Regions from separate parts of the Homo sapiens genome. Here region 1 is linked to region 2. A link is an interaction called in ENCODE POLR2A ChIA-PET data of the cell type or tissue named here. Cell type or tissue: MCF 10A. All regions are shown on one strand. Links, peaks and the distances in the headings refer to the core of each region. The heading gives the core; the rest is flanking DNA.

The links. Peaks named below come from ENCODE experiments on the same cell type or tissue, not always from the same donor. Only the 100,000 strongest peaks of a DNase experiment are listed, where the experiment ranks them.
Region 1: POLR2A ChIA-PET joins it to region 2 with 18 read pairs; 24 of 35 experiments call an interaction of 5 or more read pairs at or near these places.

Annotation. Positions count from the first base shown.
Region 1 is chr6:26,022,966-26,034,699 of GRCh38, reverse strand. It overlaps H4C2 (H4 clustered histone 2), which reads left to right and starts at 7,417. Exons shown (of 1, transcript NM_003544.3): 1 at 7,417-7,804. The coding sequence starts at 7,448. The coding sequence ends at 7,759. H3C2 (H3 clustered histone 2) reads left to right here and starts at 2,601. Exons shown (of 1, transcript NM_003537.4): 1 at 2,601-3,111. The coding sequence starts at 2,640. The coding sequence ends at 3,050. H2AC4 (H2A clustered histone 4) reads left to right here and starts at 1,082. Exons shown (of 1, transcript NM_003513.3): 1 at 1,082-1,608. The coding sequence starts at 1,132. The coding sequence ends at 1,524. RefSeq lists enhancers at 5,592-6,177, 6,178-6,762, 6,763-7,348, 7,325-7,644, 7,665-7,724 and 8 more and a silencer at 1,125-1,224. In MCF 10A, for the core only: a CTCF peak has its summit at 8,239 (motif pointing left); DNase peaks (open chromatin) are centred at 7,369 and 8,259.
Region 2 is chr6:25,965,569-25,977,302 of GRCh38, reverse strand. TRIM38 (tripartite motif containing 38) reads right to left here. Exons shown (of 8, transcript NM_006355.5): 3 at 10,370-10,968; 4 at 7,883-7,978; 5 at 5,204-5,434; 6 at 4,227-4,249; 7 at 4,018-4,130. The coding sequence starts at 10,780. Among named protein-coding and RNA genes, the nearest start is that of TRIM38, 8.6 kb to the right of the region's middle. RefSeq lists an enhancer at 5,085-6,284. In MCF 10A, for the core only: no CTCF peak of the experiment used is centred there; no DNase peak of the experiment used is centred there.

The sequences.
Region 1 (11,734 bases), core at 6,088-8,587, 58 kb before region 2:
TTACGCTGATTTCTTTGAACTGAGGGCACCTAGGAAACAGTAAATTCAAGGAAGGGCTTTCGCTGAACTCTAATCAAAAATTTGAAAATTAAAAAAAAATTCAAAAAGGAATTTAGTTGTTAAGATTCACTTCCCTGGGGAATCTCATCAACCAGAGAAGATTAACTGTATCACAGGAGAGGAGACTGGTGGTTAACACCATCTAAACAGACTTTGTCACAGCTGTCACCTATTCTTTGAAACACCCATTTATTTTTCTCCAAAATCATATACTCTCCCCTAAGTTGCCTACATCCCCCTTCTTTCTCCCTTATGAATCAAGAGAGCTTATAAGCTTCTACAGTTCACTGGGATTTGGGGTATTCGCTTTTCTTCCCTCCCACTCCCCCTCCCCTTTTTTTGTCTTTGAGACACAGTCTTCTGGCTCTGTCGCCCACGCTGGAGTGTGGTGGCTCTATGTGAACTCACTGCAACCTCCTCCTCTCGGGTTCAAGCGATCCTCCCACCTCAGCTTCTCGAGTAACTGGAACTACAGGCGTGCACTACCAAGCCCGGCTTTTTTTTTTCTTTTTCTCCCCCGTTTCTTTTTTGGTTATTTTACTGGAGACAGGGTTTCTCCATGTTGTCCACGCTGGTCTCGAACGCCTGACCCGCCGTCCTCGGCCTCCCAAAGTGCTGGTATTACGGGCATGAGCCACTGCGCCCGATTTGAAGGACCTCTTAAATATCTATTTAGAAATTGGTCGGAGTCCACTCCTTTCCAAAAACATGAGTCACAATCCGGGAAAAGCACGAGCGGCTGAAAGTCAAAATAACCAGAACAAAACCTCCACTCATGCTTAAAAAAGGTATTTTGACAAAATCCTAATTCGGCCAATTATTATTAGTATTCAAGTCGAAGGCTCGTCAAGCCAGACTGGGGATTGGGTCAAACATAAACCTTACACCAGACGGAAGGATTACATGCAAATGAAGGATGCAGATTCTGATTTCCCATTGGGTATTTGACATTAGCCAATGGGAGAATTCCTCACAGCCTACCTCCAGTCAGTATAAATACTTCTCTGCCTTGCGTTCTAATGTAGTTTCATTACATTTTCTTGTGGCGATTTTCCCTTATCAGAAGTAGTTATGTCTGGTCGCGGCAAACAAGGCGGTAAAGCTCGCGCCAAGGCTAAGACTCGGTCTTCTCGTGCAGGTTTGCAGTTTCCTGTGGGCCGAGTGCACCGCCTGCTCCGCAAAGGCAACTACTCCGAGCGCGTCGGGGCTGGCGCGCCGGTGTATCTCGCGGCGGTGCTTGAGTACCTGACCGCCGAGATCCTGGAGCTGGCGGGCAATGCGGCCCGCGACAACAAGAAGACCCGCATCATCCCGCGCCACCTGCAATTGGCCATCCGCAATGACGAGGAGCTTAATAAACTCTTGGGGCGTGTGACCATCGCGCAGGGTGGCGTTTTGCCTAATATTCAGGCGGTGCTGCTGCCTAAGAAAACTGAGAGCCATCATAAGGCCAAGGGAAAGTGAAGAGTTAACGCTTCATGCACTGCTGTTTTTCTGTCAGCAGACAAAATCAGCCTAACAGCAAAGGCTCTTTTCAGAGCCACCTACGACTTCCATTAAATGAGCTGTTGTGCTTTGGATTATGCCGCCCATAAAGATGTTTTTGAGGTGTTTTTAATGGCTTTGAGTGTGGCACTTTTAGTAATTTGTCCTGCAGAAATTAGATCCATAGAAACCTCAGGAATTCTAGGTATGTGGGAGAAGTGCCATGCAGCACAAAACATGTTTACAGGGGTGATTCGCGTTAAGTTTCACACACAGCAGTTACTACATTTTAGAGGAAGGAAATTATACCCATGAGTGCATTCCTAACTATCTTGAATGGAAGTGTTAAAACCCGCATGCCCCACACAAGTTTGAATATGTCATACCATTTGCTGTAGCAATTAATGGCATACACAATTGAGAGCACACACATTACCACTGAACATTTGAGTATGTATTTCCCAAAATGAGCTTTTTTCCAGTTTGGGGATGTTTTGCTTTGTTTTGGGGTGGAGTCTCCCTCTCGCCCAAGCTGCAGTGCAGCGGCGTGATAACAGCTCACTGTAACCTCGAACTCGGGCTCAAGCGATCCTCTTGACAGCCTTCTGAGTAGCTGGGATTACAGGCGAGAGCCGCCACGCCCGGCTAAGAGCATTTTTCTAATTGCCCACACTTCTTATGCGACACCCAGAAAAATACAATTTTAAATAAAGCGCATATGCAAATTTCCCTAATCGTCTCCAATATTCTCTGATTTCTTTTTTATATTTTAACTAGAAACAATTGGAGGTTTCCGCGTTGCTTTGTGTGGTTGTAAATTTTAAGACTTCAGGAAACTTTTCCAGTACAAGACTTGTCCACAGTGGATATAGCAGCTAAGGGGTTAACAAAATGACGTCAGAGTAGCTACGGTAATGGGCAGGAGCCTCTCTTAATCTGCAACCAGGCACAGAGATGGACCAATCCAAGAAGGGCGCGGGGATTTTTGAATTTTCTTGGGTCCAATAGTTGGTGGTCTGACTCTATAAAAGAAGAGTAGCTCTTTCCTTTCCTCCACAGACGTCTCTGCAGGCAAGCTTTTCTGTGGTTTTGCCATGGCTCGTACTAAACAGACAGCTCGGAAATCCACCGGCGGTAAAGCGCCACGCAAGCAGCTGGCTACCAAGGCTGCTCGCAAGAGCGCGCCGGCTACCGGCGGCGTGAAAAAGCCTCACCGTTACCGCCCGGGCACTGTGGCTCTGCGCGAGATCCGCCGCTACCAAAAGTCGACCGAGTTGCTGATTCGGAAGCTGCCGTTCCAGCGCCTGGTGCGAGAAATCGCCCAAGACTTCAAGACCGATCTTCGCTTCCAGAGCTCTGCGGTGATGGCGCTGCAGGAGGCTTGTGAGGCCTACTTGGTAGGGCTCTTTGAGGACACAAACCTTTGCGCCATCCATGCTAAGCGAGTGACTATTATGCCCAAAGACATCCAGCTCGCTCGCCGCATTCGCGGAGAAAGAGCGTAAATGTAAAGTCACTTTTTCATCAGTCTTAAAACCCAAAGGCTCTTTTCAGAGCCACCCACTTATTCCAACGAAAGTAGCTGTGATAATTTTTTGTTGTCTTAACAGAACAAATTTCTAAGGACCCCCCCGGAAAGCATTAGACTATGGTCTTAAAGTTGATTAACAGAAATAACGGTTTGGTCAGTCTTGCAGTGTAGGTTATTTCTGACCTTATTAAGGTGCTATTTGGAGAGAAGCTGTGTAAGTCCACTATCATTCAGGCCTCTAGCTTGCTATGATTAGCATTTGTTTAAACAACTTTGTAAGAGTAAGGGAAAAATCTGGTAAGTAGTTAACTGGCGCTTACTAGGCATTTTTGCAAAGCTTTGAAAAGATTAGAAAATTGTGTCTTGCGAGTTCCAGTGTCTTCCTCAAAATGCTTAGGAAGATTTTCTCAGCTCAATACATAGTCCCCTAGGTTTTCTCATATATTATATATATATATATATATATATATACTGTTAAATTCATTTGGCTGTTAACATTAACCTGAAATTTATTCTGGTGCAAAATGTGAGGCAGGGATCTAACTGGCTCTCATTTTATCCATAGCTAGCTACCCACTTTAAATCTGTCAGTCTGTCGACCAAGCATAATTTAATCCCTTATATATGAATTTTTATATGTGTGGCTTTGCTTGTAAATAGTCTATCTGGTTGCATTGCTTTGTCTCCTCTAGGACTATGCACCATGACATGCCACATTCTTTTTTTCAGTACTTCTTGCCTGTAGTTATTAAAATCTAGAATTTACAAGTTTTAACCATTTTCTTTCTGTTGATCTTGCTTTTCGGTTTTGGAGGTTGGGGATTGAGTACTGGAAGAAAATTTAGAGGGATGGGAATACTGTACGCAAACAAAAGTAATATTTACTTTAAAATTTTTATATTTTGTATTTTTTTATCATATAGCTTTTACATCACATTTTACAGACTAACTTTAGAACAACCACAGAATGTCCAACATTAAAACTACTAATTCCAAAGACCTTGCCTCACATTCTTTTTTACAATAAATATTTTTTACACCTAACATTCTTTCTTGGCCTACATCTAGAATGTAAACTGATGTACCATACTAAAATCGCCTGACCAACTGTCAACAACAACAAATCACACACACAAAAGATTAAATTTGAATTGCATCGTTTACTTAAATTCATTTGTGTTCCAGCTTTTAATAAGGCAGTTTTTGGTTTATAAAGTAATATTTGCATTTTAAAAATTATGAAAATGAATATGTCAGTTTGTTTTATGATTCGTTTTTCTTGACTCTTATACAAGCGACTCTAACTGGCATAGACATTTGTTATCCACAGACAGTATAGATATGTTAGAGATGCCAATGGACTTGGTCTATGCCAAGGTGACTACTCACAAGCTCTGGGCCCAGCTGAAGGTCAAGTATTTTTTTTCCAGTTATAGATGTGCTGGATCTGATGTATAGCGCTTGACTTTTTATATTTTCTTTATCTGTAGGAAACAAATGTGTTGGAGGTACTGGGTCTGACGAATAGCATAAAAGAATAAAGTTACATTACTGTCTGAGGATCAGATGGACAGGGGGTGGTAGCTCAGTCCAGCTATTTTCCACTCCCTCACTTACATTCTTTGCCCCCTCCTCAACAGAACAAGGATTCTGCTGTAACTCTTCATTGACAGTTGATATTTAAAAATTAACGAATGGATGAAATTCTCATTTGTGAAAGAAAATTTATTGAGCATTTTGTATTTGTGAGTAGTGCAAACATTTTAATATTATATTAAGAATCTATTGTTTTGTATTAGAGGAGTAATTAAGGAGAGATTGGAGACAAAAAGGGGGTGTTGTTTGCAGAATATACCATCCAAAAATAGACCACTGTGGGATCAGGATTCTTTTGAGCTAAAGGCACTTCAAAAACAGCATTCAAGAAGGGAATTCTTCTAAACTTTTCTTTCTGAAAACAGGAGATAAAAGTTCCAATGTGAAAAATGCTCTGCTTGTACCAGGTGAAAAGACATATTCTTCAGCCCAGAGGCATAGATGAGATAATTCTGCACAAACACAGCAGGGAGTCATAGCCGAGAGACTTCTATACACAAACAAACCTTGTTAAAATAATCATATATTCCTTTAATCTCCTCATATGGTTTACTTTCCCACAATTGCCTCTCTTTAACTTAATGTGAAAGCATTTAGCTTTTGCCATTTCTTTGGGGCTTCACTTTTTTATGAGGGTTCTCCTGTCCCATAAAATTTACATTAAATACATTTGTATGCTTTCATTCTGCTAATCTGTTTTATGGCAAATGAATTATCAGGTCCAGCTGGAGACCCTAACAGAGTAGAGGTAAAATTTTGCCTCCCTACAAGATAGAGATTGTGTGCATTAAATGTTGTTTGTTCCCAGTTGTTCAGTTTGTCAGGCCTCTGAGCCGAAGCTAAGCCATCATATCCCCTGTGAACTGCACGTATGCCTCTAGATGGCCTGAAGTAACTGAAGAAACACAAAAGAAGTGAAAATGCCCTGTTCCTGCCTTAACTGATGACATTACCTTGTGAAATTCCTTCTCCTGGCTCATCCTGACTCAAAAGCTCCCCCACTGAGCACCTTGTGACCCCCACCCCTGCCAGCCAGAGAACAACCCCCTTTGACTGTAATTTTCCACTATCTACCCAAATCTTATAAAACGGACCCACCCCATCTCCCTTCGCTGACTCTTTTCGGACTCAGCCCGCCTGCACCCAGGTAGAATAAACAGCCTTGTTGCTCACACAAACCCTGTTTGATGGTCTCTTCACACGGACGCGCCTGAAACAGTTTAACAGGGTTTTTCCTGCCCAGTCACAACAAAGTGATGTTATGCTGCAGGCTGAAGTTTACAGCTAATGCTGTTGAAGTCTAAAATCAGTTTTGGTTTGTTAGATTTGGGTGAGATGGCTAAGATTCTCAGAGAAAGAAGTCAAGTTTGGGGTGCATTTTTCAGACTTAAAAATTTAGCAGTAGCCCTTGCAGTTTTTCCAATAGAAGTGATTTAAGAATGTTTTCAGGAAATTTAAAACAACAGTGAGAAGCGTGTATGGAGAGTTGAACTACACTCCAGACTTGGCTATAGGAAAGCACGAATGCTGCTATTGTATTGCACCTTGGAAAAGAGAACAAAGGAATATTTTCGGACAATTTTAACATGTCACATATGAAAAGCTAAACGGAATCTGTCAACACCTTGTACGTTATTACAGGCTGTGATTTTAAAAAAACAATCCTTACTAATACATACATAGTTGCTGCTAGCAATATAGTGTTGGGAGTAAAAACACGAAAATGAGAGTTCAGGACAATATCCCAACTCTGAGCAGATTTTTTTAAGTAGTAACATCTAAAATTAAACCATATTATGTAATATTTATTTCTTTTCCACAGTCTCTTCTCATGCCTCGTTCACATTAGCTAATTAAAAGTCCCCTGAGTATCATCATAACCCGATTTACAGATGAAGGCACGGTTGCAATGAGCTATCACCCTCTTCTGAATGAGACAGTACAGTGTGAAGGATAGCAAAACTCCACTCCCATCCTCTTAGGGCTCTGGCTGGACCAGCAAATTAAATTAATGTAAAATGGATTAACAGGAGAAAGGTATATGCATTTATTTAACACAGGTTTTACGTGACACAGGTGCTCTCATAAGGTAATGAAAGCCCAAAAAAAGCAGTTAGCTACTTATATAATGAATTGGACAATTAGTAAAATGTAAAAATGCGCTAAAGCAAAGGGATTTAGGCTAGAATATATAACTGTGTAGAGAAGCGCCCAGCAAGGGCTAGTGCAAGGTTTGTACAGAATTCTCTTGGCCTCAGCCTCCTATCCTTGAGAAGAATGTTGCTTTTTTTAAACTACAGTGAGAACATCTTTCATATGAGAATTTCACCTACTGCTTCTAAGAAACAGGTCAGCTTTCAAGAAAACATAAGGCCAGAGTGATCTTTTCACGCCTGCTCTTTTAAGTACCTTTGAATAGTCAATATGTCTTCAAGCACTTGAAAGACTTAAAAAGTTTACCACTCCGGCATATTAGTGAAAGCCCTTAATATAAGCCCTTATTAAAATTCTCAGTCGAGGGTATAAATTCAGATTCAAATAGTAGTGTCGTAAACGGGAGGGAAAAACTAAAGGGATTAAAAAGTGAAACTATTGTGTTCTCCCTCGCAGTCCTTAGGTCACTGCCCCTCGAGGGGCGGAGCAAAAAGTGAGGCAGCAACGCCTCCTTATCCTCGCTCCCGCTTTCAGTTCTCAATAAGGTCCGATGTTCGTGTATAAATGCTCGTGGCTTGCTTTCTTTTCGCGTACCTGGTTTTTGTTGTCAGCTGGTTAGACATGTCTGGTCGCGGCAAAGGCGGTAAAGGTTTGGGTAAGGGAGGTGCCAAGCGTCACCGAAAAGTGCTGCGGGATAACATCCAAGGCATCACCAAACCGGCCATTCGGCGCCTTGCTAGGCGTGGTGGGGTTAAGCGAATTTCCGGTTTGATTTATGAGGAGACTCGTGGCGTTCTCAAGGTGTTTCTGGAGAACGTGATCCGGGACGCCGTGACCTACACGGAGCACGCCAAGCGCAAGACTGTCACTGCCATGGATGTGGTTTACGCGCTCAAGCGTCAAGGACGCACTCTGTACGGCTTCGGCGGTTAATCTTTTCGTCAGTTTTCTTCCAATGGCCCTTTTCAGGGCCGCCCACTCCCTCTCAGAAAGAGCTGTGATTGTATTCTTTCGGATGGTAACATCTCAATGGCTTTACTCGGCTATTCTGCCTAGTATGTAGAACTATTATAAACCAGTTGGGAGAGACCAGGTTGTTTGGTCTGAGTGGCTGCTAAAGCAGAAATCAGCTAAGTAAACGAGGTCTCCGAGATAAGTGAGCTATAAACTTCAATGCTATAGTTTTGACATGTCAAGCAACTTAACGTGCAGCGCGAGTCCGATAAATGAGTAGCTCAGCTTTTTAGTTTTAAAAACGAGTTGTGCGTTATTTGTACGAGAGCCTAAGATGCTAGCTGCCTGGAACTGAGTAGGTGGATTAAAATGGGTGTCAGGTCTGTTTTCCCAGGCGTATCTGACTTAACGTCAGCAAAAGCTGTACTTTTAGCTTCCCTGGTAACACCTGCCGTCCTTAACCGCCCCCTGCCGGTAGCGCCAGAAGCCTTTACTTCCATTTCTAGTTGAGCTTGGCGTCCTGCTGAGTGACGTCACCTCCCCCTTCTCTGGAGTAGGACTGGCGGTTAAAGCTGCTTTGCTATTTTCAGTCCTCAGGCTGGAGGCTCCCCTAAGCAGGCTGCCTACGCAGTTCGTAAATTCCCACTTAGTAGACTAAGGGAGTCTGTTTTATAAATAAGGACTCAAATTTCTTCTGACTCCGAGGTCCGTGGCAGCAGCTATAAGATGGAAGCCCCCTCTGATGTAAGATTCTCAGATGACTTGCATCTTCACTGTACCTGTCAACCCAATAGTCTTCTATTCCTGCCTTAAATTGTAAATTCCAAAACTGATTTAATTGTGAAAGTTTCAAACTGTACGACCTAGGAAGTGTCAAAGTTAGGTGACCAGATTTTTAGAAGTCAGCCAAATATTCAGCATCTTTGATTTAGTAACAAATATATTGATGGCTACTTCAGCAAAAAAAATCAACTTTGTTTTCTGGTTACTTTGCTAACAAGCTTCTCCTGACAGGAGGATATAGTGAATAGGCAGTTGAATAAGTGAGTTCGGGTGAGAGGTCTGAGCTGGAGATAAAAATGTGTGAGTCATCAGCAGATAAATAAATGCTGAGACCAGATGAGATGGCTAAAAACTGAAACATAATGTAGTGCAGCATTGTTTGTAATAGTAAATGAGTGGCAACTGTAAAGTTTTCATCAGAAAGGACTAGAGTGATCTATACATCCATAAAATAGAGTATTTCTCTACACAGCCCTACTAAAGAATGAGAAAGCTGTACTCCACTACATACTCTGGTGTACTCTGGCTCAGTTCTTGGACTCCTCTTTTCTTGGCTAACTCAACTGGCCTCACCACTTACATGCTCTGTGCTCTGTCAAATAGTTTGTTCAACAGAACACCACGGCCTAGCTGTAAGTGCCACGTTAACTTCTAGCAATGCCAAAGCCTGTGATAGTGGCAGCTTCGGGCTGTTTCTCATTCCCGGGATGCCTAACCACCTCTCCAAATTCTATCAGTTTGCTTCCACCCACTTCAAGCTTCAGAACGAAACATAGAGCTTAAGAAATATAGGCCCGGCAAGGTGGCTCACGCCTGTAATCCCGGCACTTTGGAAAGCTGAGCCTGGTGGATCACCTGGGGTCAGGGGTTCGAGACCAGCCTGGCCAATATTGTGAAACCCCGTCTCTACTAAAAAAAAAAAAAAAATTAGCTGGGCATGGTTGCGGGCGACTGTAATCCAAGCTACTCGGGAGGGTGAGACAGGAGAATAGCTTGAACTCGGGAGGCAGAAGTTGCAGTGAGTTGAGATCGCGCTATTACACTTAGGCCTGGGAGACAAGAGTGAAACTGTGTCTCTAAATAAGTGTTTGCAATTATAAACCATCTCCCTGACCTTAAATCTCTAGACTCATATACAACTGCATATTTGATGTATCTAATTGAATAATGGGCATCTCGAACTTGTCCAAAATATGTTTATACGTAAACACCAAGTCTGTTCTTCCTCTGATATTTGTCATGTCAATCAATAGAACTCCATTCTTCAAGCAGCTTGGGCCAGGAATTGTGCAATATTGTTTGTCCTGAGCTTCTTACAACTTTCACCCAATGCAGTCAGCTCTGTTGAAAATCAATCAGAATACCTTTCATTGTTTTCTTTGCTGCTTCTCTAGGAGCAAGCTGCCATGGCGGTTTGTCTGAATGACCACAGTGACCCCAAACTGGTCTTTGTTTTCACTTTTAATCCCCCTGTCATACAGTTTTTTCTCTATCCAGCATCAACAGTGATCCTTTTTGAAGGTATTATGTCCACTGTCTGCTGAAAAGATTCCACTGGCTTTCCATCACCTTCATAATAAAAACCAGCATCCTTATCATAGCCTACAAGTAAGATGACCAACCATTACAGTTTGCCTGACTCTCAGGGGTTTCTCAGGGTGTAAGACTTACAGTGCTGAAACTTAGAAAGTTCCAAGCAAACTAGGATGAGCTGCTCAACCTACTAGATCTGTACTCTGGCTACCCTCTGACCTCATTCTCTTCGCAGTTCTTTCTCTTCACTGACCTTGCTGTTTCTGGAATGGACCAAGCATTTCCAGCATCAGCACCTTTATATCTATTCTTTCTCCCTAGAAGGGTCTTGTCCTGGATATCTGAATGGCTCTAGATCTCATTTCATTCAAGCCTCTCCTCAAATACCAACCTTACGAAAGAGACCTCCCATAATCATCCCTTGTAAAATAAGCTTTTCTGCTCATTTAGCATATATATATATAGTTGACTATCCTCAATAGCATATATATATAACATTTCCCCACCTAGAATTATATATGTAATAATATATTTAACAAAAAATACATATAACTAGATATATTTTATTTTGTGTTTGTTCTCTCTCCCCCAACTGGAATATATTTTTTGAAGGTAGGGACTTTGTTTTGTCCCAGAAGTATCCCTAGCACCTTGAACAGGGCTGACGTTTAACAGGTAGTTTATGGAGGTTTGTTGAATGAAAGGATGTGTGAATTTTCTATGTAAGTCTCCAGGCTCTCCACTAAGCCCACCAGAATGCTAACACAATCAATTCCCCATCTCATTCCTTGACCTGCCACTGCCTGAAGCAATCAGCGTGCAGTTTCTCTTTAGAAAATCTGGGGGATAGTCTAGGGGTTGCAAATTAAGCAACATTATCTTTGTTCTGAACAAGGACTGCATGAGTGTTAGGACTGAAGAAGGCCCAAGGTGGTGGTGGGTATGCCTAAGATGAGTATGACATATCAGCAATGCTATGAACATAGCAATGCTATGAAAGGCCAGGCAAAACGTAACAGGAGCTAGTCGTGGCTTATTGTTACAACGACTATACCTCCCATATGGGTAATCGATATCCACACACCCCTCTACATTGACTCTGGAATTCAGGAAAGGGAATTAAAATTTTCTAACTTATGTACCCCAATGATTTCAACAATATCTGGCATATGAGATCAATAAATATCTTTAAAATACCAACTAAGAAAGACATAAAATGACCCACCCTCCATACCAGGCTCATTTTTGCTCCTCTGATTCCTGAAACTATCCAGAATGCAGCTATGAATTCTCTCCATTGTCAGTTTTAAATTAAGCCAAGCTGGGTACTTGTGTAATTCCTCAAGAAATCCTGGATGAAAACTGTCAGGTGGAAAACAGGACCTCAAAATAAAGAGACATCCATCACTGAAGCTAACATCGTGAGGCTGAAATCAGTCCTATAACAATGGTACCAAAAAGAGCACAATGAGAGGCATTTGTGAATATTTACTCAGATGAGAGTAAGATATTTCCCTATCAGCTAACCTGAAGTTCACATCCCTTTTCCAGCTGAGTTCTGAAGCTAGATGTACTTAACTGGAACACATAACTGCATCAGGAACATCCTTTAAAACTATGGCTACCATGGCTTGACTG
Region 2 (11,734 bases), core at 6,864-9,363:
GGGCTCAGGAGATCCTCCTGCCCTAGTCTCCCCAGTAGCTGGAACTACAGGCATAGCACACGGGGCTAATAAAATTAATTAGGTGATAAAATTCACTGCCCACTGATGACTAAGCTCTTTGGACATAAAAGACACAGACCTTGAAGGAAAATGTGTCTACTTAATTTTGAAACCCTATTTATCAAAAAACAGGATGAAAATGCAAAATGCCATCCACATGCCAGAAGATATCAGCTATAATAAGTTCCCATAAATCAATAAGGAAAAGAACCCAATAAAAATTATTAAACCACAGTAAATCATGGGTAAATCACAGAGGCCTGAAGGGCTAATGGACATACAAAAAGAATCTCAATCTCACTAGTGAAATCAGAAAAGCACAAATTAAGTACACAATTAGGTACCATTTTAAATCTGTAAGACTGTCAAAATCATAAATTATATAAGTAAAGACTCAGGGAGTTTTGGAGGAGTGAGAGCTCTTATATTGCTTGTGGGGTAGAATTGGAACAATTTCAAGATCTGTAGTATCTGGTAAAATTATGATATGCATCCCTCACACCAGCATGTCACTCCAAGGTATCTCCCTGGAGGGAACATTTACGGGACACAAGGAAGCATGGATAAGAATGTTCACAGTAGTATTGTCTGCAACAGCAACAACAACAAAAAAACCCAACTACACACAACTTCAATGCCCAGTCCACAAGGCAATGGATTAAATAAACTTCAGGCCGGAGATGGTGGTTCATGCCTGTAATCCCAACACTTTAGAAGGCCGAGGCGAGAGGACTGCTTGAGCCCAGGAGTTCAAGACCAGCCTGAACAAAATAAAGAGATAGTGTTTCTACAAAAAATTTTTAAAAAATTAGCCAGACGTGGCAGTGCTTGCCTGTGGTCCCAGCTACTGGGGAAGCTGACGTGGGAGGATTGCTTAAGCCCAGGAATTTAAGGCTGCAGGGAGCCATGATGGGGCCATTGCACTCCAGCCTGGGTGACAGAGTGAGACCCTGTCTAAAAGAGATAAGTAAATAACAACTTTGCATTTTCTGCCACATTGCAAAATGGTGAGAGAGTGGTTTCTAGACTCTAGACTCTTTCTATGACTACCTTCTAGTTATGAGATCCTACAACACTCACCTAACCTCTCTGTGTCATATTTCCTCCTCTATAAAGCAAAAATGCCCCATATAGAGAGGACTGTGATATAAAACAAGAACCAAGAAAAGTAAAGCTTTTCTAATCTGTCACAGACTAAAGAGTGCTCAGTATATGTGAGTCATTATTCCTGGTGCTGGTAGGAGTGTATGTTACAACTTTGAGTCAAGTAATATGGTACCATATATTAAGATTAACAACAACCTCGGCAATCCCAGTTTGGGGTATGTTCCCAAAAGAAATGAAAGCACCAGGATATAAGGATGCATGGACTAGAAAGTTATTGTAGCAACATTGTAATAACTAAGTTCTAAAAACAGCCTGAAGCTCCATCAGTAGGGATATGGTTACATATATTTATTATATTCTTATGGAATATTAGACATAAAAAGTAACGAGTAACATAGAAGAGACAGTGTATATATGTTACGTTTGTACAAACTTAGGGAAAGATATAGATCACCCTACCTAGAGAAGTCAGATTGGAGACGGGTGGGAAAAACCTTGAACTTTCTCCTTATATCCTTTATATTGTTTGACTGATTAAAATGTATTTGTTGCATCTGCTTGAAGGCAATGTAAAATAAAATAAACATACATTTAAAAATAAAAATAAAATTTATTCCTATCACTTTTGTAATAAAGCTGGGCACAGTGACTAACACTTGTAATCCTAGCACTTTGGGAGGCAGAGACAGGCAGATCACCTGAGGTCAGGGGTTTGAGACCAGCCTGGCCAACATTGTGAAACCCCATCTCTACTAAAAATACAAAAATCAGCCAGGCATAGTGGTGCGTACCTGTAATCCCACGCTACCCGGGAGGCTGAGGCGCTGGAACCCAGGAGGCAGAGGCTGCAGTGAGCTGAGATTGCGGCACTGCAAGCCAGCCTGGGTAACAGCGAGACTCCATCTCAAAAAAAAATTTGAAAAAAGAAAAATTTTAATAAACAGTGTTTAAGAGGGGAGAAATATTTAGTTAAAAGATAAGCCCATTTAAGAAATAGTTTCACTTGACCCGGAAGGCGGAGCTTGCAGTGAGCCGAGATCGCACCACTGCACTCCAGCCTGGGCGACAGAGCGAGACTCTGTCTCAAAAAAAAAAAAAAAGAAAGAAAGAAAGAAAGAAATAGTTTCACTTGAACCATATTATGATTCCTTCTGTAAAAGATGAGAGTAGGCAAATTGACTCAGTGAAATCCCAGCAAAACTTACACAAAGTCTTGTTCTTCCTTCCTGTCATCTGTATAGGATGAAATACAGAGTGCTTTTGGGTTTTGTTGTTGTTTGTTGTTGTGTATTTGAGGGGAACACAGGTCTATAATTCCTTTTCTGAAATCCCTGGAACAAAATGGGCTTTGCCATTCAAATTAGTTTAGAAGTTATAAAGGCAAAAAAATGCATATACTCTAAAGTTCAACCCCATCATGGCCTAAGGCAGAGCCCTGTAATCAAATTCATCAATATATCTGCAGCAAAACATTTATTCAAATTAAGTGGGATAAATAAAGACTTTTAAATAGTCTCATCTCAGTGCCGTTCAGGGTTGGCCACTGTGGAAGACAGACTCAAGGGTGGCCTTCTATGATTCCTGCCTCTTGGTGTTCACACCCTCGTAAAATTCCTTGTCTTTGAGTGTGAGCAGGGCTTATGAATTGCTTCTGACCAATAGGATATGGCAAAGATGATGGGATATAATTTCTATGATTACGTTTCATTATGTAAGACTCCATCTTGCTGGCAGATTTTCTCTAAAGAGTCTGTCTCCTGAGCTCTCTCTGAAGAAATAACTGGCCATGTTAGAAGCCCATGTGCAAAGAGCTGAGGGGTGGCCTGTAGAAGCTGTGGGCAACCTCCAGCCAACAGCCAGAAATAACCAGGGCCAAAGTCCTGCAACCATCAGGAAAGAAATTCTGCCTGCTACCTCAGTGAGCTTGGAAGTGGATTCTTCCTTAGCCTAGCCTCCAGATAAGAACACAGCCTGACCAACACCTTAACTGCAGCCTTATCAGACCCTAAGCAGCAGGCCCAACTAAGCTGTGCCCAGATTCCTGAACCACAAAAATTGAGATAACATATCAGTGTTGTATTAAGGTTCTAAATTATGGTAATTTGTTTGTACTAATAGATAACTAATATAACCACCAAATCATTTCAGGTTAGGCCAGATTTTTGTAGCCAAATGAATCATGATAAAACTTTCCATTTTCAGGGGTTTTTTTGATTTTGTACTTACGGATACAAATTTGTGAAAGTATAGTCAGCACTGATTTAAAAAATCAAGGGAGCAGGAAACTCAGTAAATGGTTCTAACATTTTGGAATCTGTAAATTGGTTGTAACATTTGTCATCTGTGTTATCTAAGTCAAGTTCCTAAAATATGTGAATGATAGGTTATCATACTCACCTACTTTTCTTGCATTGCTCTAAGAGTTGGCTGAGCTATTGATAATAAACACTATGATCAGATCTAATACCATGATGTGCTATTATGATCATGTGTCAGTCACAGGGCTAAGCACTTTGTACATGTTGATGCATTTAATTTTGATGATAACTCAATGAAGTAGGAGCTGTTAATATTTTCATTTTTCAGAGGGGGAAACCAAGTCACTTGGAGTAACATGGCTAATAAGTGAAAGAATAAGAATTTGAAAGGTTTGCACAGATAACCAGAATGCAATGCTCATCACATTCACTGAGCAGTGAATCATACTAACTAGAGAAAGTATGAAAGCTCTACTGAAATTAACTAAACAACCTCTCTGGCTGTGAGCCTGCCAAGGGACAGGTGGTAAACTTGGTTACTGCATAAGGCCCCTTCTATCCACAGTATTCAGGAATTCTTTAGTGAACATACCTTGATGACTCCTTAACATTTTCTTCACATCGAAGTAAAGCTTGGAAACATTGCACATAGTATGAAGTTCCAAGGAGACAGCCTCTGATGTTTCCAGCTTCACAGCCCAACTCCTAGAATAAGCAGAGGCGAGAGATTTCTTCAGAGGTGCATTCCATTCATTTCTATATACGCACACCCCTCCCCTCCTGCATTCAAACAGGACTTACCTGCTCAAAGTGTCATTCACATTCTATAAAGAAACAAAAAGAAAAGGTGAGCATGGGAACATCGGTATTTCATGGGGCTTGTCATGCAGGGCTATTCTTCTTTGCTTTACCCGAAGAAGTAAAGAGAGTTACCCTAGTCTTAGTCTTAGATATTGATGGATACTCAAACAAAGTAATTCCCACCAGTCTTAGGTATTGATGGATACCCAGATGGAATAATTCCTACCAGCTTCTGGGAGATTCAGCATGGCAGGATGTTTATCAACATTTGCATCTATTCTCATCCTTGCTGAAGTCTGAGGGCCAGGAGCTTTGTCCATGCTCCCTCTGTAAGGACTAGCTTTTGGTGATCGGATTTCCTTCACAGTGAGCCCAGATTAGAGAACACTTATCATAAAGGTCCTTAGTGGTGAATCTGTGCACAGCCCTGAGACTGGGCCACTGCCACTAAGATGGTGGTAGCAGGTATCACACAGTGGTAAAGCAATCATGCTATACACTCAGCCTTACAGTATAGTCACCAATCCTGTTAGTTAGAACCAGAATTAATGGCTCCAGATGTTTATCTTCCTACAGATAAAGCTGTAGATTGTACCATAACAGCTCTGGAGCAAGGGTTCTACAAGCAAATCAGGGAAAAGGTTATCACTCATTTTGGCTGCCCCACTTCATCACCCATCAGTCACCTAGTGGAGTATTTCAGGAGAGAGTCAACAACCAGGGTTCTCTGCACATGGGCCAAGGAGGCAAACAGTGGTAAATGTTATCCCGTGGTTTCATTTGGCCAAGCTGTGTTCCCTCAGAAGTTTATTTTTCTAATTGACATAAAGGTACCCTATAAATTAGTGAAGGCCAGCCTGATGGCACTGATGTACATCTAAAAGAAACATTACTTTATCTTCCCATGCTTCCTTACCATTCTCCTTTAATAGCACTATAACATACCTTTTTTCCCTACTCCAAGTACACAGCCTCACCTGCAGCAATTTCTGGGCTGAGCCCTGACATTTTTCCTCCAGTTCCAGGATGTGGCTCTTGAGTTCATTGCTCTTCAGCCCCAGACCAGCCTCATAGTCCCTCAGTCTACTCAGAGTCTGTTGTTCTTCTTTCTCCAGCCTCCAGAGATAAGACTTCTCTTCCTCATGTAGGAAACACTGGAGATTCTTAAAGTCAGACCGGATTTTTTGTCTCTGAATCTGTACCTTCTCCTGGAGTCAAGAAAGTATGGTCAAAAGGTGGAAGTAAACCAAATGTCCATCTATGGATGAATGGATAAACAAGAATGAAAGTCTGACACACGCTACTACATGACAAGCCTTGAAGACATTCAAGCAAAATAAGCCAGAAACAAAAGGGCAAATATTGTAAGACTTTGCTTATACAAGGCATCTGGAGTAGTTAAGTTCATAGAGACAGAAAGTAAAATAGTGGTTACAAGGTGTTGGCAAGACCAGAAAATGGACAGTTATTGTTTAATGGGTAGTGAGTTTCAGTTTAGAAGATGAAAGATGAAACTGAGTTGCAGTTTGGAGATGGGAATGGTGATGGTTGCACAACAATGTAACAATGTAAAAGCACTTAATTCTACTGAACTATATACTTAAAAGTGGTTAAATGCTTAAGTGTTATATATATTTTCACACAAACACACACACACACACAATCAGCCACTGGGACATTATTTTCTCATGAGTCACTGAAGCTGGAAGAATGTCCCCAGTTTCCTGCTGCAGAGTCATGTGTGGGAGGCAGGCACTCAGATGTGGAAGAGGTTGCCTCAGATTCCTTATAGTCACCCAATTAATTTTCTTGTTCTTCAGCCAAGACACAGGAGAAAGCTGGGTTAGGAGTGCTAGATAATTTAATTGTGAAACTAGGGCCAAGTTCAAACACTTTATCAGTTACAAGGATAAAAAGAGGTTTTTACTTATGATTTAAGAAGTTAGATTTCTGAGTTGGAGCGATTTTCTTGAAGTAAAAGCTTATAATGAACATCACCCAGACTGGATTTTAAGACAACCAGGCTGGTAAGAGGGTCCATAATTCTTGGCAGGGGGAGCTTTGAGTGTGACAGGCATTTATTATGGTTAACTGAGAAATACTGTTCTACTACCCTAGGGTCATCTTAAGCATTCCTATGTGTAAGACTGACAGAAATCAAGTGAAACTCTCATCTGAGGAGATGTAAAGTTGCAATTTCCATTAGTGCTGTCTAAATTAATGCAGTGGGAGTGTGTATTCAGGGCAATTTGAATCTATGTTCTTGGATTGCAGTCTTCAAACTTGGCCCAAATAAACTCTCTACTTATCTTAAAAAAATAAAAATTAAAAAATAAAAATAAATTCATACAGTGTTTTGATGACTATGATATAGAAGAAGGGTCTTTGACTTAGGATGAGGTGGAATTTTTGTGTAGGAGACAGGTGCAGCTTTAACTCTTGTATAGACGGGTTTTCATATATGTTAGTTACAATCAAGGTCTTCCCCATTGCCCAAGATCCTAGAAATGGGGGAAGTAAGAGTGTACTCAGGAGCTCAAGAGCAACATCCACAAACAAAGATCAGGGTAGAGGTTAGAGAGGACTCCTGAAAGAGAGAAAATTGGTAATCAGCTTGTGGGATTTTACTGCAAGCTAGTGAATTATATAAATATAAAGATTGGTGCAAAAGTAATTGTGGTTTTTGCCTTTACTTTAATGGCAAAGACCGCAATTACTTTTGCACAAACCTAAATATTTCCATAAAAGAATGTGGCTCTGATAATGTGGAGGTTAGTCAGCCACGGAAATAATCTGAAAGTTTGTAGTTGCAAGTGTGTAGGTTGTTGCATTACTTGTGATGTACTTATAAATCAAGTATAGGCCGGGTGCAGTGGCTCACGCCTGTAATCCCAGCACTTTGGGAGGCTGAGGTGGGTGAATCACGAGGTCAGGAGATCAAGACCATCCTGGCCAACATGGTGAAACCCCGTCTCTACTAAAATACAAAAAATTAGCCAGGCATGGTAGCACATGCCTGTAATCCCAGCTACTCAAGAGGCTGAGGCAGGGGAATTGCTTGAACCCGGGAGGTGGACATTGCAGTGAGCTGAGATCGCACCACTACACTCCAGCAAGACTCCATCTCAAAAAATAGTAATAATTTAAAAATAAATAAATAAATAAAGTATATTTCTTTCATCAGCTTCATGAGCTAGAGTAGTATGAATTTCAATCTGGAGTGATCCTGTTTTCTAAGTGTTCACAAAGCTTGGTTTCTGTACCTGTAAAGTTGAGAGCCAGATGCTCCACTGTGGTAAAAGTGCCAGGGTAATGAGTTGAGGCCTGCAAACCAGGTTTATTTTGACGTATTTAAAGTTTGAGACCCACTCGATGCTTTTTCTAGGTAAATAGTCATACTAATTCTGCTTCTTCTGACTGAAGTATCAGGAATCCCAGCCAACTACAGTTTAAAGATGGAAAGATTGGTGCTAAATACTCATGGATGTAAACCTGGAACCAGGGGCATAAGTACAAATAATGGTTTCTTCCTTGGGTTTCATTTTTTCAATCTGGTTTAGTGAGAATAAATCCTCATTGTGCTTTTCCTCAATCATCCCCTATGCCTAAGCTCTAGAATGGAAAATAGCTTGAGATCAATGAAGTCAGATTCTTACTTTCCATTTAGTTATTCGCATTGCTGTGGACAGCTTCTGCTCCGTACATCTGTCTTCAAGTTGCTTCAGTTTTGTCACAGCTTTCTGGAGCTTTTCCTGAAGGAAAAATTTGATAAGTGAAGCCTATTCAATTTGACTCTTCATTAGGGACCTAGGGGGAATCCCAATCTTCTAAGATATATTTGAATAATAGTGAATATTTATAGAGTCCTCATTGTTTTTTGCTAGAGAGCATGCTAAAGGCTATATGTGCAGGAACATACTGATCCCCTTGGCAACCCTGAATAGTTGGTAGGATTTTAAACTTCATTTCTGTGCTGTAGAAAATGAGACTAAGAAAGGGGTAAAATAACTTGCCCAAAGGGCTATGACTGCCAGGTGGTGGAGCAACAATTGCAATCTCATCTGCTGACCCAGAGCCTGAGCTATGTCCACCACTAGAGTCCTGCCAGGAAAAAGTTGGATATAGAACAAGGTAATCATCATCTAAAAGATTTTGTAAAACAACATGCTGAACCAAGCAAAACCAATACCAGTGTTTGGCACACATGAAATTTTGTGTCTTATGAGTCAGGAAAAATCAGGATGCCAGCTGGTTATTAGAAACAGTTCATGGAAGAGGGGAATTCTGGTATCTTTTGAACAATGGTATCATGAATCCAATTTAAAATGATTTAGTATTCATGTCAAGCTTTTAGCTTATTCTTCAAAACAGTTTCTCATATTTCTATTGAAAGTGATTTGAAGCTGACCCAAATTGCTAATTGTAGTCAATGCTGAAAGAATTGTCTCCTGTCCTCTGTAAACCCAACAAGTATACTCATTCATTCTCGAGTGTTCTCAGGAAAAGGTTCTATGTAACTGTTTTAGCAAAAGATGACATTGTCCTTACTATATGCCAAGTGCTATTCTATGCATTCTATATTTTAATGTCCTCAAAGCTTATAACCACCTCCTGTGTATGTGTTTTAGGGAGGGAGGACACTGCTATTATCCCCATTTACAGATGGAGAAACCAAGGTGTGAAGACATTAAGTAACGTGCCCAAAATTGCCCATCTAGTAAGTGACAAAACTCAATTTCAACATAAGCTGGTTCCTTTTCTTACTACTTGGTGGAAAAGTAATTCAAATGGGAATATGATCATCGCAGTTATTAGCTGCTCCATGGAGTTTAAGGAAGAGCTGCCATGAGCTGAGTGGTGGTCATGATTGACATGTCCTTAGAAGGACTTAGAGCCTTCATACAAGACCACCTCTGCCTCATGGAGGACAGAATAAGGAGCCTGACACTGGAGACAACATTTTCCTCAAATTTAGGCAGGACAGAGAAGGAAAAAGGACATCAGGACTATGCCCATTCCTCCATGCTGCCAACAGCAAAGTCCCACCTTCCTTAATATGCTTTCTGGCAAGAAATCTGGATGGTACACAAAACCTCTCCCTCTGCTTCACCTTCCACAACCAAGCATTTCCAAATCTTTGACTCTTCTTCCTGAATCGTGCTTAAAATCTGCCCTCTCCTCCCTTTCTTATACGGATAGTTTGAATTTTACTCCTTGATATTCCTTTTATCATAGACATGCCACAGTAGCTGGGCACAGTGGTTCATGCCTCTAATCCCAGCATTTTGGGAGGCTGAGATGGGAGGGAGACCAGGGGTTTGAGGCCAGTATAAGCAAGAAAGGCAGACCATGTCTCTACAAAAAATAAAAAAATTATCCAGGTATGGTGGGGCATCCCTGTAGTCCTAGCTACTTGGGAGGCTGAGGTGGGAGGATTGCTTGAGCCCCAGAAGGTTGAGGCTGCAGTGAGCCGAGATTGCACCATTGTACTCCAACCTGGGATACAGAGCAAGACCCTACCTCAGGAAAAAAAAAAAAAAAAAAAAAAAAAAGTAGAGGTACCAGAGTGATATTTTCAATGTCACTGACCCTTCATTCCCCAAATGAAAATCCCCCAATAGGTGTTCAATTTTTACGTGTCCTTCAGGAGTTACTTCTAAGATGAACCACTCTCTACCCTAAATGTCCCTCCCCACCACCAAAACCAGGGACCTCCAGGCAGACATTTTTGATGGTTTGTTTTCTTTACTAGACTGTAGATACCTAAAAGGTGATGGGTCTTTCTTCCCTGTTTTCAGGCCCTACTGCATGGCTTTACATATTGTGGTTTTTCAAATGATATTCATGGTGTGAAACAAGAAAAAATGCGGGTGTTTGGTTTGAGAACAACCTGTTCTAAAGCAAAAAGAAATTCATCATAACACAAATGGATAGAGATAAGAGTCCAACCATCCCATTGAAGGTCAGGATGGACAGTCTAGATAATTGAGCAAGAAATCATCATAAACTATTTTTCAGAAGAATGACATGATGAAAGCTGTATTTCCAAGTCATAATGTTAGGTTTCAAGTTAAATCATCTCAGCTCCTGGGGAGCAGGATAAGACTTGGTACTTACCAAAGCTCCCGGGCCCACACACTCACCTTGTAGCCCTGGCATACGTCTTCAACAAGAGCTGTGGTGTGCCCTTTGTGCTGTGGTGCCCGCTCACAGCGCCAGCAGATGAGCTGCCCCTCGTCTTCGCAGAACAGGTGGAACTGCTCTCCGTGTTCCTCACATGACATTTCTTGATCCGTCTCTTTGAGGGCTTCAATGAGGCTTCCCAGCTGCTTGTTGGGTCGGAGGCTATCCATATGAAATGGAGCCCGACACTGGGGACAGCAGAATGTCTCCTGCCTCAGTTGCTTTTGGCTTGGGTTTTTAAAGAAGTCTGTTATACACAAGTGGCAGTAGCTGTGTCCACAGTTGATGCTTACTGGGTTCGTCATCAGGCTCAGGCAGATGGAGCAGGTGGCTTCCTCCATCATCTTCTTGGTGCTGGTGGTTGAGGCCATAGCTTTTATTGAAAAGCTCCAATATTGGCTCTAGAGATGGAGATGAAGCAGCCAGAATTTTCCACCGTGATGAAAATACACCTCACCTGCACCTCTATGTGATGAGCTGGCTGCAACTGACTTCCATAGGTCTTGAAGGTTTTCCTTCCAACCCCTATTATCTCATTTTGTATTGAAGAAAAGAGGACCTAAAAGGAAGAAGTTGAGGCTGAGGTTGTTTGGGCCACGTTTGAGAACTGCAACCCAAGTGCAGAGTTTCAAGTTGCCCTCATTAGCAAGCAGTTACAAGTGGTTGTTTAGAGGAAAAAAAGCAGTTTTAAAGCAGTTTTAAAGTTGTTTGCCAAGAATTTACATTAAAATAGCATAAGCTTTTGACTGGCTATACATTGTTCTTTGTATTACAAATCTCGGGAATATGTAGGTAATAGATGAGGCAGCCAGTCAGGAACAAAATGCTTTTAAACATGGGGTCTTAACTGAAGACCTATACTCCTGCCTCACTTGTCCTGATAAATTTTGCATACCTCACATAGCTCAGACTGCTCTAAATTATTTCATTATTTTTCTTTTCTCAGTCTTCTAACTTTTTTTTTTTTTTTTAATGAGACGGAGTCTCACTCTGTCACCCAGGCTGGAGTGCAGTGACGCTATCTCGGCTCACTGCACCTCCGCCTCCCGGGTTCAAGCGATTCTCCTGCCTCAGCCTCCCGAGTAGTAGCTGGGTCTACAGGTGTGCACCACTACGCCCAGCTAATTTTTGTATTTTTAGTAGAGATGGGGTTTCACCATGTTGGTTGGCTCGATCTCTTGACCTTGTGATCCACCCGCCTCAGCCTCCCAAAGTGCCAGGATTACAGGCATGAGCCACCGTGCCCAGCCTCTTTTTCTTTTCTTATAAGACAAGTTCTCGCTCTCTTGCCCAGGCTGTAGTGGAGGGCAGTGGCATGACCACAG